Linked DNA regions of Homo sapiens: region 1 is linked to region 2. Evidence: chromatin contacts called from ENCODE Hi-C data. All regions are on one chromosome and are shown on one strand. The core of a region is the stretch at or near the end of the contact, and the rest is flanking DNA. Distances in the headings are between cores, read along the strand shown.

Region 1 (6,467 bases), core at 776-3,275, 1.2 Mb after region 2:
AAGGAGATGACAGAAATAGGCTCCGATGGGCCCATGGCTGAATTACAGAGTGGTAATTATTCTTTAAATACTGAAATAAGAGTTTTGCCTATTAGAAGCCTCATAAAACCAGTGTCTACAATCTATCTGATTTTGCTGTTGATGTAATTTTAGGAAATCAAATGAACTGGGATGGAAATTAGGTTTCATACTCCGTGGCTTGTGTACCCCTCTAAGTTCTATTAAATTTTATAGGAGTTTTACAGGTGGAAACACAGCAGCACCACAGCTTTTGTCACTTCAAAGAGCAGCCCTTTCATAAACAGAGAATACAGAATCATGCCTTTTATCTTGCCATTTAAAAATTCTTCATTTTCTGCACCCAAGTGATTTATCACATGGACGGAGAGGACAATTCAGGATATTGTATTTCGAAAAAGGGAAAGAGAAGCCATTCAAATTCCTATTAAAATGAATTGCACTAGCTGTACATCATTTTCTAATTTCTGAGACGACTTGTAAATCACAAGGAGAGAGGGCATTCTACCATTGGTCAGGGGAAAAATGGGAAATTTAATAGTTTGTCAAAGATTGATAAGAAAGGATTACCACTCTGAGAGACCCTAACTTGATGAGCAAGTACATTTTGAAGTTCATCAGACGTATAAGCAGTTGGAGAGTTTAATTAAAGTTACTTGTCATTACTCAAGTTTACATCCGGTCTGTCTCTGGGCCAGCGTATATGGTATGCCAGTGACATTGTCAGAACTTAGTTTTGACCCTGAGAGCTGTGCGTTGTTCTTTTACTCCCTCTTGATTCCTCTTTCATCATGTAGAAGCTGATGTGTATTTTAACATTGTGGTCAATTTGGTGACAGAGGTCTTGATCAGTGCAAGTTCCAGTAGTTAGCTGAATTTTATATTTTTCTTTATTTTTTAGCTGATAATGATTCAAGTTGTTGGAATAATCTAAGACTGCTAGAAAATAACATATATACACATATGTACACTTGTGTAAATGCCATCTTGATAACAGAATCATAAATGTGTTCATGTAAGGGTATGTGTGTGTACGTAAATATGTATTATTGAATCGTATTGGGATGATTTTTTTTTGCCCTTTCAGATGTCAAATTGTATATTGAGACTATTTATTCCATTCTTATAAGCAAAGCCCTTCCTTTCCCTCTTGTTCCTGCAAAGCAGCTCAGAGAATGACTTTTAACTGGGCAACCATATTTTTGATCTTCTGCAGAGCTAGGAGCACTCTGACATATGGTTCAACAAAGGCTCGCAGACCGGGGCATCCAGTACTTGTGGTGCTTCTGTTAACGCCTGTTTATCAGATTATTGAAGGGCAAGCTGCTTTCCTCAGAACGTGCTTGCTCTCCCTGACTCTGTGTAATCCTATCCAGGCACGGAGCTGATATTGTTATACAAACAAAACTCAATAGGCATTACTGAAATCCAGAGAGTGGATTCTTTAGGATTGGACCTTTTGTGTGTGTAACCACATTTGAAGGAGACCTAAGAATCATCATCTGGAACTTTTTAAAATTGCAGTTACTGGAAACTAAAGCCAGAAACTAGGAGAAAACCCTCCGATTTTTTGTTTGGTTATTTTTAAGTGGAGAAGTTACAAAGGTGTTAGCTGTTAAGATGTGGAGTGAACTGGAATCCAGTGGCTCTCAAATCTTGCAGCTCATCAGAAACCCCTGGTGAACTTTGTACGTGGCACTCACCCCTATTCCTTAACTGTGAAATCTATACATTTTTTTTTCATCCACCCCAGATAAATCATATGTAGGTGGGCTCTTGGTCCAGTTTGGGAACCCGTAAAAGAAGTTATCAACCTCATCATAACCTTCCCAGGCAGGAATCAATTTCTTTGAATATAAGCCATTCAAATTCCATAATATGATACTGGCTCTAAAGGCACATTTAATTATGTAGGACACACCATCCCTTTCGCAAAATCGCACAAAGATTTCAACTTAGGCCTAAAATCTTTGGCACATACGTTGCACTGGGCACGGATCCCTTGGCCTAGATAATACTGAATTAAACTCCTCCCTTTCCTGCCCTCCCACACAGAATTTGGCCAGAGAAGCTCAGTGAAGGTTATTCTTAAACCCATCCCCGTTGTTCAAATCTGGCAGTAAAAAAGGCTTTACAACTTGGGTCAACTCCTAATGGGGCCTTTTGATCCAAGTGCTTTAAAGTTTAGACCTTTTGTATCTTTGTTGATAAAAACTGAGGTGTAGTATACCATTAAAATTTTTAAAAAATTATTTCTACTGAACCTGTTGGATTTAATCTGTTTTTGCTATCTAGTAGGCTTGTGACCTTGAGCAGATGACTTAACTTTGCCACATTTTTTTCTTTTCTTGTAAAATGGGGGTAATATAATCCATAGAGTTATCATAAGAATAAGTAAAAGAATGTGTAAAGTGTTAGTTCACTGCCTTCCACATAGTGAAGGCCCAGTAACTGTTGTTTCTTATTATTATCACGGTGGGGGAGGTTAGTGGGGGAAAGTTACAAAATGAATAAGCAGCAGACTTTGCCTTAGTCAAGAGCTTGCATCCTCAAATTTGGAGTAAGGTATAATTATATTACCATACTAGAAGTAGGAAGGATTAAAAGAAGAAAATAAAGATGCACTCTTTTTTCAGAGAAAAATGTGATCACTGATGGCTTTTTGCTGCATCTTGAGGGGAGACATTGCCCATGAAACAGTTTTCTGAGCTGAGCCCAGAAGAATAACCCTAAAGGAGTGGGACAGATAGAAAATCCAACTGGAAGAGGAAGTGGTATGGTGTACTAGTGTCTGACACACAGAAGATACCCAAGAAATAAGGGTTGAAAAACATGAGGCTTTATGGAGAGAAACTTACATTTGAGTTCTGATCCTGTTAATTTCTGTAAAATAAGTATTATAACACTGACCACATAGGGGCCAGTGTGGACAGTGAATACTATATGTCATGTACCTAGCAGGTTATCTGGCACGTTGTAAGCTTGAAAAGAAAATAATATAGTTATTCTGTATTAATATGAAGGGGAATAGAAAGACATAAACTTGAAACATAAATGTGGACCAGATAATTAAGGCATTTGAATCCTGAACTAAGGAGCTTAGATTTTATTCACTTGACAGTTGAGAGCCACGGAAGCTTTTTGAGCGGGTGCACAGCTATTGAAGCTCTGTGCTCTCTTGATTTCAAGGTGATTAAGCAGAACAGTTTTCCCCCAGCTCCTGTATCAGGGAGGCAGAGCTTTCCCAGAAGTCCCATTGCATACTTCACCTCAGGTGTGTTCTTGGAATTGTGGCCATGCCCACCTTATAGCTGCAATGGGGGGCTGGGAAACTGTTTAGCCTGTTGAGCCTCTGTAGCTGGAAGTGGGCTGTGCCTGCACAGCCTAAATGGCTTTTGGTCTGTGGCCAGGAAGCCAGTGATACTTGCAACTGTGAGCATAATAGCATGTTGGAGGCCAAAGTGTACTCTACAGGGAGTGCAGGATAAAATAAGAACAATACGACTGGTACAGAGAATAGAGGAAAGGGTAGAGGTTTGTATGAAAGCTGGCAAATTCAGTTCTAGACCAAAAATGAGTTTAGGGTGCAGGTAGGATATCCAGGAAGAAGTGATGCATGGGCAGGAGTAATTTAGGATTAGAGTGCAGGACTGAAAGTATTGATCAGTGAATCATTGATTTGGAAGATGACAGTAAAACCCTAAGAATCTGAGGTAAGGAAGGATGAGAGAGGAATGGACAAGAACCAGATAACAAGCTTAAAGGAATGATTTCTTTTTAGGTGCCCTGTATAAGCAACGACAGTGCGAAGGGATACCTTATTTAGCATTGTTTAAACCTCTTTATCTGCTCCATAGGCATATGACCTCAATAAAGGCAGCAGTGTGTTTATGATGCAGACCCAGCTAGAAGACAAGTTCCCAGGTCTGGCTACCCACCCCTACTCTTGGCCACCCAACTCCTACCTCTTTTGGACAGATTTCTCTTCTCAGCTCTGTCTGTGTAATGCAATTGTCCCTACAATGGCCTTTGACAGAGAAGTCATGGAGATCCAAAGAAACTAATTAGAATGAATAGGCATTTTTTATAAGTAATTCGGGACAAATGGAGAATCCAGTCCTTAAGAAGGGTTGTAATGAGGGTAGCTGAATTTGCTTTTGTGGGCTTTTACTTTAGCGTTCCACCATCAAGGTGACATCATATGATGTAAGAATGAGTATCTGATTGGCTACCTGCCAGCCAATGAGGGTTCCCCCTTGCCTACCTGTGTTGGGGAGTGCAAGGCTGTCACCAGGAGGGCAGGTTAGGGTGAATGTGGCAGCCCAGGTGAGGTAGACCTGATGATTGTTCGAATGTGACACTTTCTCCCTGTCATAGCCCAGCAGCCCCTTTAGTTTGTGACTCTGCTGTGCCTCCCAATTAGGCCTGCTGTGGACATCTCACTTCTGGCTGAACTTTGGGCTGGGTTTTGTGATGCTCTTTGGTCAGTGGAATGTCATGGAAGGCCCATGAATAGAGTGCTTGAATGTGCTTGCATGACTTTACTTGGCCTCTCTGTTCTGCTAGGTACCATGAGAAAAGCATGTCCTAGATTCACAGGTGGAACTTCCTGGCCCCAACCTGTTGCTTAACTCTCAGTCACCCAGTGTACCCAAACACCAGTGAGCAAGAAATAAATGCCTACTGTTGTTCAATACCAAAATCCTTTTTTCCCCTCTTGCTTTTGGTCCCACAGTATTGTTGCAGTAGAAATCTGACCAACACAGCAGACAAGTTGACTAATATGTCTGCTCTTTGGCCAGAAAACCAACAAGAGCCAGAATGGACAGTGATGATGGAAATGAATTAGTTGCATCTAGGGCCATGTAACTTGCCCTCCATTTGACCAAAGCTGAATTTCATTGAAGTGTCCATTCCATCATGCCTGAGTTCTATATTGGAAAATGATCTGCTTTTTCACAAAACACAACTTCAGCTTTCATATCCTGATTAACAAAGACAATATGCATTATTAGACTTAATTTAAAGGTGTAATCAGCCATGCGAGTCAGATAAGGGAAAAAATAGTACCATGGACCTTTTCCAAATTCCCACAGGCTTAAAATATAAAAATTCCCTCAAGAGTGCTGACAGCATACCTTGCCTGTTATTACAGCTTGAGTTTTATTTTGTTCCTCTGCCAGTACCAGAATAAAATTAGGTTACAAATCAGATCTAACGGTTTAGATTATTGTTCATCTTGAGCTCTGCGCTTTCTCTCCATTTGTTGTGGCATAGCAGAAATAATTAAATTTATTAGTAGGCCTGTCTTCAAAAAAAGGCTTTTATTTCAAAATGTGCTTGAGGACATAGTGGGGAGCACCATGAGTTAAGCCTTAGTTTTTCAGGAGGTAGAACTGCTAGGATATAAACGTGTGGTTTTGCAGGATGAAGAGATGCTTGTACCCCAATATAACGCATTCTTACTGCAAATAACAAGTTTTCTGGCAACTTCTTCCTGGTATCTACAGTTGATTGTGTGTGTGTGTGTGTGTGAAAACGATGATTTTTAGATTTACTGTCTTGAGGGTAGTTTAGCAGTGGTCCTGACCATTCATTCATTCATTCATTCATTCATTCATTTTGTCAATCCATCTGTGAGCCATTCAGCAAATATTTATTTTCCACCTTCTTTTCAGGATGTGATCAATTTTTCTTTTGTATGTAATAATCTTTCACACTTTGAAGATCATTCAAAACGGGTATGTACATTTTTGTGGTGTAATGAAAACCCACCAGTTTAAGCCCAGATTTGTCATTAAACTTCCTAAGTTTCCACATACTGCCTCTATTTGTTCCTTTTTTGTAATAGAGGTTGAAGATTATTTGAAACAGAAATGGATGCCTTTGCTCACCAAAAGTCAGATTCATCCTATCTAGGTTTCCAGATAACTCCTCGTTAGCTGCTTTCCACAGTAGAGATTCTTAAGGGACAACAAGACCAGCAAAATGACTCAAGAGTCTTTAAGAAGAATGTGTGCCCCGAGGGCTCCTCAGATGTTCACCCTCAGTCTCCCTGCCCATGTTGGGCCAGCTCTCAGATAATTCTCTGATGCAGTTAAGAGTGTGGGAAGTGATAGAGGGCATTGCGGCAGAGAAAAACCCTGTGAACAACTGTCTTGCTGGTTTGATGAATATTTAATGTGCTCCTACTGGTTTAGGATGCTAGGTTCATCTAAATGTGCATAACTACTTTTAGGGTCTTAAATGCCCCCTTGCTTTCTGGAGACAATTAAAATTTTAAATCCTGTAAACAGTTTTGTTACATGCAAAGAATACTTGTGTAGATCACCTGAAACTGTTTCCCACCAATTGTTGTTTGGGAAAGACTGTTGTATTTGAAATACTAGAACAGGTGAGTGAGGTAGAACATAGTACAGATTCTCTCTAGCATGAGGTTATGTGGGGCT
Region 2 (6,714 bases), core at 4,209-6,708:
GAAAGCAGCCAGAGATGATGTGAGGATATAGATGACAGACGATATGAACAAAAAGGGCAAGACTGGATTCCAATAAAACTTTATTTATGGTCACTAAAACTTGAGTTTCACATCATTTTCATGTGTCACCAATTATTATTCTTCTTTCTATTCTTTTTCAACCATTCAAAAATGTAAAAGTTATCTTTAGCTTATGAGCCACATAAAAACATGCTGTGGCCTGGATTCAGTGGGCAGGTGGTAATTTGCCAATCCCCGTCCTGAATAAGGTGTCCTGTATTCATTTGCCATAACGCAAAGGTCTTGTCACAAAGATATCTAGCAATGGCTCCATGCTCAAAGAGCAAATGTATCCCCAGATACCATCAGCTAGTATTTCAGAATCAGCTGCCTTCCCCCAAACCACTTTTTGCTATTGTATACAAATTCTCTCAGTAGTAAAAGTATCCCAGTTAAATCACATCAGCACTCTGGGAAATATTCTTCTTGGGGAAATATTACAGAATCTGGAATCTGAAAATGATCCAGAAGGTCACAGAGGGCTGTCATTTCCCAAAGGCATTCTCCAGAGCCTCCAAGCTCCTCACAGCTGCAGATACAGGTATAGGTACAGTTCCTTAGAGAAAATAGCTCCACAGAATGACCAGGACCTAAGAAAGCTCTTAGCAGGGGTGTGCTAGAGCCATCTCCTATCAGCTCATAGAAGAACTCATTATATTTTTCAGCATTTTGTGAGCCAGTTGACATGAGTTGATAACCTGAAATTGGCCATGGTGGGAGCATCAGCACCACAGAAATTCAGAAATGTGTATTCACAAGTGTTACAAATTAGGCTTTTTTTCCCCTCTGAGAGCAATTGTTAAACATTGGCCAGCATACCTCTATCCATTACCCCTTTCCAACAGACAAACTCCTCTTAGATCTGTTTTACACATACACACATACAACCCTTGTGAGCTGCGGTGGCGGTGGCAGTAACTGTGGGTTCAGGGAAAGGAAAGAATTTCCCCAAGTAATAAACAAATGTATTTAGGATTAATCACCATTTTAGATCATCCTTGAGTTACTACTCCCTTTGGAATCCCAAATGCATTCCCCTTTTATATTAAATATGGTCAACTGGAGACTAAGGAGTTCAATCATTTTTGCATAGGATCAGAAATTTATCAGAATCTTTTATCTTCAATTATCTTCTGTAATTTTATGTGTTCATCTAACATGGACAAAAGGAAAGAAGTTACAAAGTCCTGCACTGCATTGTACAACTGTGATCCAAGAGGTGCCATTTTCACTTCTGCATCATGCTAATTATCCATGAGCCTATTCCCTTTTTTATTTTTGCTACTACTGAATGAAGATCCTTACAATGTAATATCTAGCAATGTTCTAATGTTCCTGAACTATATATTATTTGTTTTTAAGCAAGAGGCTCTCTGATTATTTCTGGTTCCTGGTCTCACTCCACTAAACTACATGAGCCCATAAACCTAATCTAAACAAATCATTTTGAATTTATTTTTTCTGCATTTGCTGCCTTCATCTTAGTTTTGCATCACTTCAGGCATCAACAAAACTATTTTAATACAATCCTTTCCCTCTACTTCTGCAAGATTAGAAAATAAAAGAGAACATTTATAGCTACTAGGTGAGCTGGAATATCTAAAAAGGGATTATATCCCTCCCTATTTGTCAATAAATATGACAATAGTTCATGTGAGAGTAAGCTGAAGCTGAGTGGCCTATAACTAATTCTGAAAATTTCTAAGCTTTAGAAAAGGATATCCAGGACTTGAATGCTCCTGAAACGATACAACACATTCATGCGTAATCAGAGATACGTAGATTCAAATAAATCTACCTCTACAATCTTCAGAAAGCAATTTTTGGAGTCAGACACAGGTGCATTTTGTTAGAGTTTACTGAAACTCTTTACATTGTAAAGCTGTAGTGGTAGTCACCCTTAAGTTATTCATAGACAATTTCAATTATTTATTCATAGACTCACATGATGTTATTTTTCATTCAGATCCAAAGCTTGTTACACATTCTGCAACAAAATATTTAATGAAATTCCAAGACTTAAAAAATCTTGCAGTGAAAGCAAGAAAGACCTATCAATACTGAGTCAACAGAGTGGACCTACCAATTCAACCAGGCTTGGTACCCAAAGGCACAACTCAACATAAAGTTAACATTTCACTATGTAAATTCTAACTCCAGTTTCTTTTTGAAACACACCTTCCGGTCATCTATTTTTCCTTCTTGATCTGTTCATAAGTCATAGGACAGAATCAATTACCTAGGACCCTTTCATTGTCAATGAAAATATATTTCCCAAAGTGGGTTCTGTGAAACACTATTATAGGCATTATTACAGTTGTTTTACTATTTTTTTTAATTCCAGATTTGGATAAATTTGGGAGATGTGGGTTTTCACTCCTTGGGGACTTCTCAGAGCCCTTAGTATATTAATGTACATCAGAACTCTCCAAGTAGGGCATTAGAACATACAGTATTATCCATACATTTTAAAACAAAAGAATTTTCTTCTCATGGAGAATCTCATTGGACTAGTATCCCACGAAGCACACTTTCAAGAATGCTGGTTTATAAGACACAGCTGAGATTTGCATATAGGCACCAAAAGTGGAACCACAGAGAAAGGGGGAAATCATCTGAGATCCCTCTCACATGAGCACACTGGCTGCAGTAAAATGAGCAATAGAAACTGCTGAGTTCTTTTACATCTATTTCCAGATCCTGTCAAAATGAATAAATAAAGGTAAGCAGGGTAGGAGGACAGCAATCCTGTGAAATAACCTCCCCCCAGTCTATTTGATAGTTTCCATGACTTGATCATTGACTCATCAAAATAGACAGATGTGCTCTTATCCAGCAAAGTTTAAAGTTAGAGATAAAAACAACAACAAAAACCTGAGCTTCACCTTCAGCAAAGAAGTGTCAGCTGGAGACTTTAGAAATTCAAAGAGGTAAAAACAGAACTATCATTCAACCCAGAAATCCCCTTACTGGATATAAACCCAGAGAAATATAAATCATTCTACCATAAAGACACATGCACAAGTATGTTCACTGCAGCACTATTCACAAAAGCAAAGACATGGAATCAACCTAAATGCCCAGCAATGATAGACTGAATAAAGAAAATGTTGTATATATACACCATGGAATACTATGCAGCCATAAAAAAAGAACAAGATCACGTCTTTTGCAGAAATGTGGATAGAGCTGGAGGCCATTATACTTAGAAAACCAAAGCAAGAACAGAAAACCAAATACTGCATGAGCTTACTCATAACTAGGTGCTAAATGATGAAAACTCATGGATACAAAGAGGCGAACAATAGACAATGGGACCTGCTTGAGGGCAGAGGGTTGGAGGAGAAAGAGGAGCAAAAAAAATAACTATTAGGTACTATGCCTAGTACCTGGGTGATGAAATAAACTGTACAATAAACCCACATGACATGAGTTTACCTATGTAACAAACCTGCACCTGTACCCCTGAACCTAAAATAAAAATTTTAAAAAATTCAAACATCCTGCCTAGGATTACAAATTTATTAAAAAATTATTTCCTTCCATCTAAGCTCTCTATCAGAAAAGTAATCATGGAACCAACCCAAATGCCCATCAATAACAGACTAGATAAAGAAAAAGTAGTATATATACACCACGGAATACTATGCAGCCAAAAAAGGAATGAGATAATGTCATTTGCAGGGACGTGGATGAAGCTGGAAACCATCATCTTCAGCAAACTAACACAGGAACAGAAAACCAGACACGACATGTTCTCACTCATAAGTGGGAGCTGAACAATGAGAACACATGAACACTGGGAGGGGAACATCACACACTGGGGCCAGTTGGCGGGTGGGGAGCAAGGGAAGAGAGAGCATTAGGACAAATAGCTAATATATGCAGGGCTTAAAACCTAGATGATGGGTTGGTAGGTTCAGTAAACCACCATGGCACACATATGTAACATGTAACAAACCTGCTTGTTCTTTACTTGTATGCTGGAACTTAAAATAAAATTTAAAAAAAACTCAAAAAGAGAAAAAAGTAATCACCTGATATTCACCGGGATAAAGAAAGGAATTTAGAGAAATGTCTTTTGTCCCTACAGTTGAGGCGTAAAACCTGACAGTGAGGATGAAGGCCCTTAGAAGCCACGCAGTTCCACTAACAAGCCCATGTAGTTATTTCTACCTCCATTACCTGCTGCTTTATTAATATAATTAACCACTATTTATTGAGCTTCTGCTAATGCCAGGCACTATGCTAGGCTGTATGCCTATATTTTTATTTTATCCTCTGACCATGGTAACATCGGTTGTCTTATTATCCTGATTTCACAGACTTGGCACAGAGAAGTTCCGTCTCATGTCAAAGATCACACAGCCTGGCTGGGGTAGAATCTGTATCAGGAGGCAAGTCTGCCTGACTCCAAAGATCATGCAATGCCCCTTCTCCTTTTTTTTTTCCCTTCCACCACTCTTCTGTCATGCCTTTTCCCTAGCTATTACCATTTAAAAGCAGTTGTGATTAAAAACAAAGGTCAGCTGTCCATAACTTAACTCAAATGTTCTTTCTTCCTTGCTCTTAGAGACAAATTACCATCTTCCATCATTCACGTGGACCAAGAAGGATTTAGGCTGAGATGATTATGCATAATAATCTGGGTCTCATTACAAGCTGAGCACTTGGAAGGGCCATTCTCTCAGCCCTTAAGGCAGCTGAACTTGATCATATTTTCATTTTCTTTTCTCCCTATATCCACTAAAGATCAACTGACACAGAACAAATGAAGTTACTAACAATTTACTGATTTCTTTAAAATATATATCTTCAATAAAGGAAGAACAAACAGTCAAATGACTGAAATCTAAGTACGGAATGTGAAAAATGCCACTCTCTAAAATTCTCAAAGGAAGAGAAGAAAATAAAGAGGGGAAGGAGAAAGAGAGGGGAAGGAGAAAGGGAGAAAAAGAATCGAAGGAGGGAGAGAGGAATGGAAGGAGGGAAGGAAGGGTATAGAGATCATCTGCATTAGAATCTTCTCAGGCTGGGGGTCCCTGAGCCCACTCCAGACCAACTGATTCAGAACCTCTGGGGTGGGATCCAAGACTGCATTTGCACACACTCCTCTCGTGACTATAATTTTTTTAATTCATTTATTTTTGAGACAGGGTCTTGCTCTGTTGCCTAGGCTGGAGTGCGGTAGCATGATCATGGCTCACTACAGCCTCAACCTCTCAAGCTCAAGTGATCCTCTTGGCCTCAGCTTCCCAAAGTGTTGGGATTACAGGTGTGAGCCATCATGCCTGTCCTGGTGATTGTAATTTACACCAGATTCACCTTACCCTAAGAAGTGACTTGTATATGTGTTGCTTATGGAAGTCAGAAGTTTCCCAAGTTTAAGAATTCAGCATTTAGCTCCAGGAAAAATTGGTCATAAATATGATGATGACACATATGTGAGACAATGACTGCATGAGTCCAGGAAAGAATAAAGACATTCTCCTGAGAAAGACTCCTCGTTGGAGCCTATGGGTTCTACCGGGCAGGTGACTCACCCGTTGGAGTCACAGGTGACTCAGCAACAGGGTTATGTAACAAGACCACCTTCCTTGGTGCTAATTTTAGATTTAAATAGAGAAACTATTTGAATGTCAAATTAACCTTTTTATATAGAGAGAGAAAAAGTATAACCCAATGTAAGCACAAGGTAATAAGCACAGGGCAACACATTCAAACAGATGCAAAGCACGTGGAGTGAAAAGTGAGTTTTCCTTCCAGGCCCAACCACTTCTTTCTGGCACTTCAGAAACACACTTTGTAGAACCAATCACTTGTATTTGTGTGAACTCCTCCCTGTTAATACAAAGGGAGGAAGCCCATTATACACACAGTTCTCTCCTTCACTTTTCCCAGAATAACATATCCTGGAGGCCATTCTCCACAGTACATACACATTTACATCGTTCTTTTGAACATCATCACAGTCCATGTATTTGACCAGTTCACTTTAATAAACATTTAGACTTTTTCTAATCCTTTGCTAATAGAAATGATGCTATAAGGAACACTCTTCTTCATATGGCTTTGTCCACGTCGGGGGATATATTTTTAAGATAACTCTGTGGAAGCAAAATGGCAAGGGCAAAGGATACAGGCACTTTTGAGATATTGCCAAATTTTCCCTCCCAGGAAGTTGTAGCAATTTAAACTTCTATTAATAGTATATGATACTACTTGTTTCCCCCACACCTTCACCAAAGCAGTATATTTTTGATTGTGATTTAATTTGCCACTTCGACTTCTTACTGGAGAAAGTGCTGACCAGCAAACATGAATGTAACTTGGCAGCTATATTTCTCCTGGAGAATGAATACATTGGCATTCTAATTTATCATCTTCTTATGCATTAGGTAAGTATGAATCTGTGGCCTTGACCCTCTTCAACTCTGGGTAAATTTACAAACTTTAGTTTCTGGGCCTGCTAACACAGGTGAACAGTGATGCCTCCAAGAGAGGACACATCTACAAGACTGCTGGAAGGAGTCCTCTTTTAATTTTACTCTTCCAAGTTTTAAAAATAAATTGCAAAATAATTTTTCTCTAATAAGTTAACGATTTAAAATTGTAATTCAATTAGAAATTTTTTTAAATATTATGAACCAAATT

What was found. A loop is a pair of places that touch in the nucleus more often than their neighbours do.
Region 1: a map of lower leg skin shows a loop between it and region 2 (7-fold over the local background). The contact joins two enhancer-like sites. A Hi-C loop is called at or near these places in 1 of 168 maps with a recorded cell type or tissue (lower leg skin) and 1 of 37 single-sample maps with no recorded cell type.

Annotation. Positions count from the first base shown.
Region 1 is chr3:61,806,671-61,813,137 of GRCh38, forward strand. All of the region lies in intron 2 of PTPRG (protein tyrosine phosphatase receptor type G), which reads left to right. Among named protein-coding and RNA genes, the nearest start is that of PTPRG, 250 kb to the left of the region's middle. Within about 2 kb of position 2,026, at least 13 of the 41 ENCODE cell types and tissues checked have a DNase peak (open chromatin) inside an H3K27ac peak, as active enhancers do.
Region 2 is chr3:60,583,458-60,590,171 of GRCh38, forward strand. All of the region lies in intron 4 of FHIT (fragile histidine triad diadenosine triphosphatase), which reads right to left. Among named protein-coding and RNA genes, the nearest start is that of MIR548BB, 31 kb to the right of the region's middle. Within about 2 kb of position 5,459, at least 2 of the 41 ENCODE cell types and tissues checked have a DNase peak (open chromatin) inside an H3K27ac peak, as active enhancers do.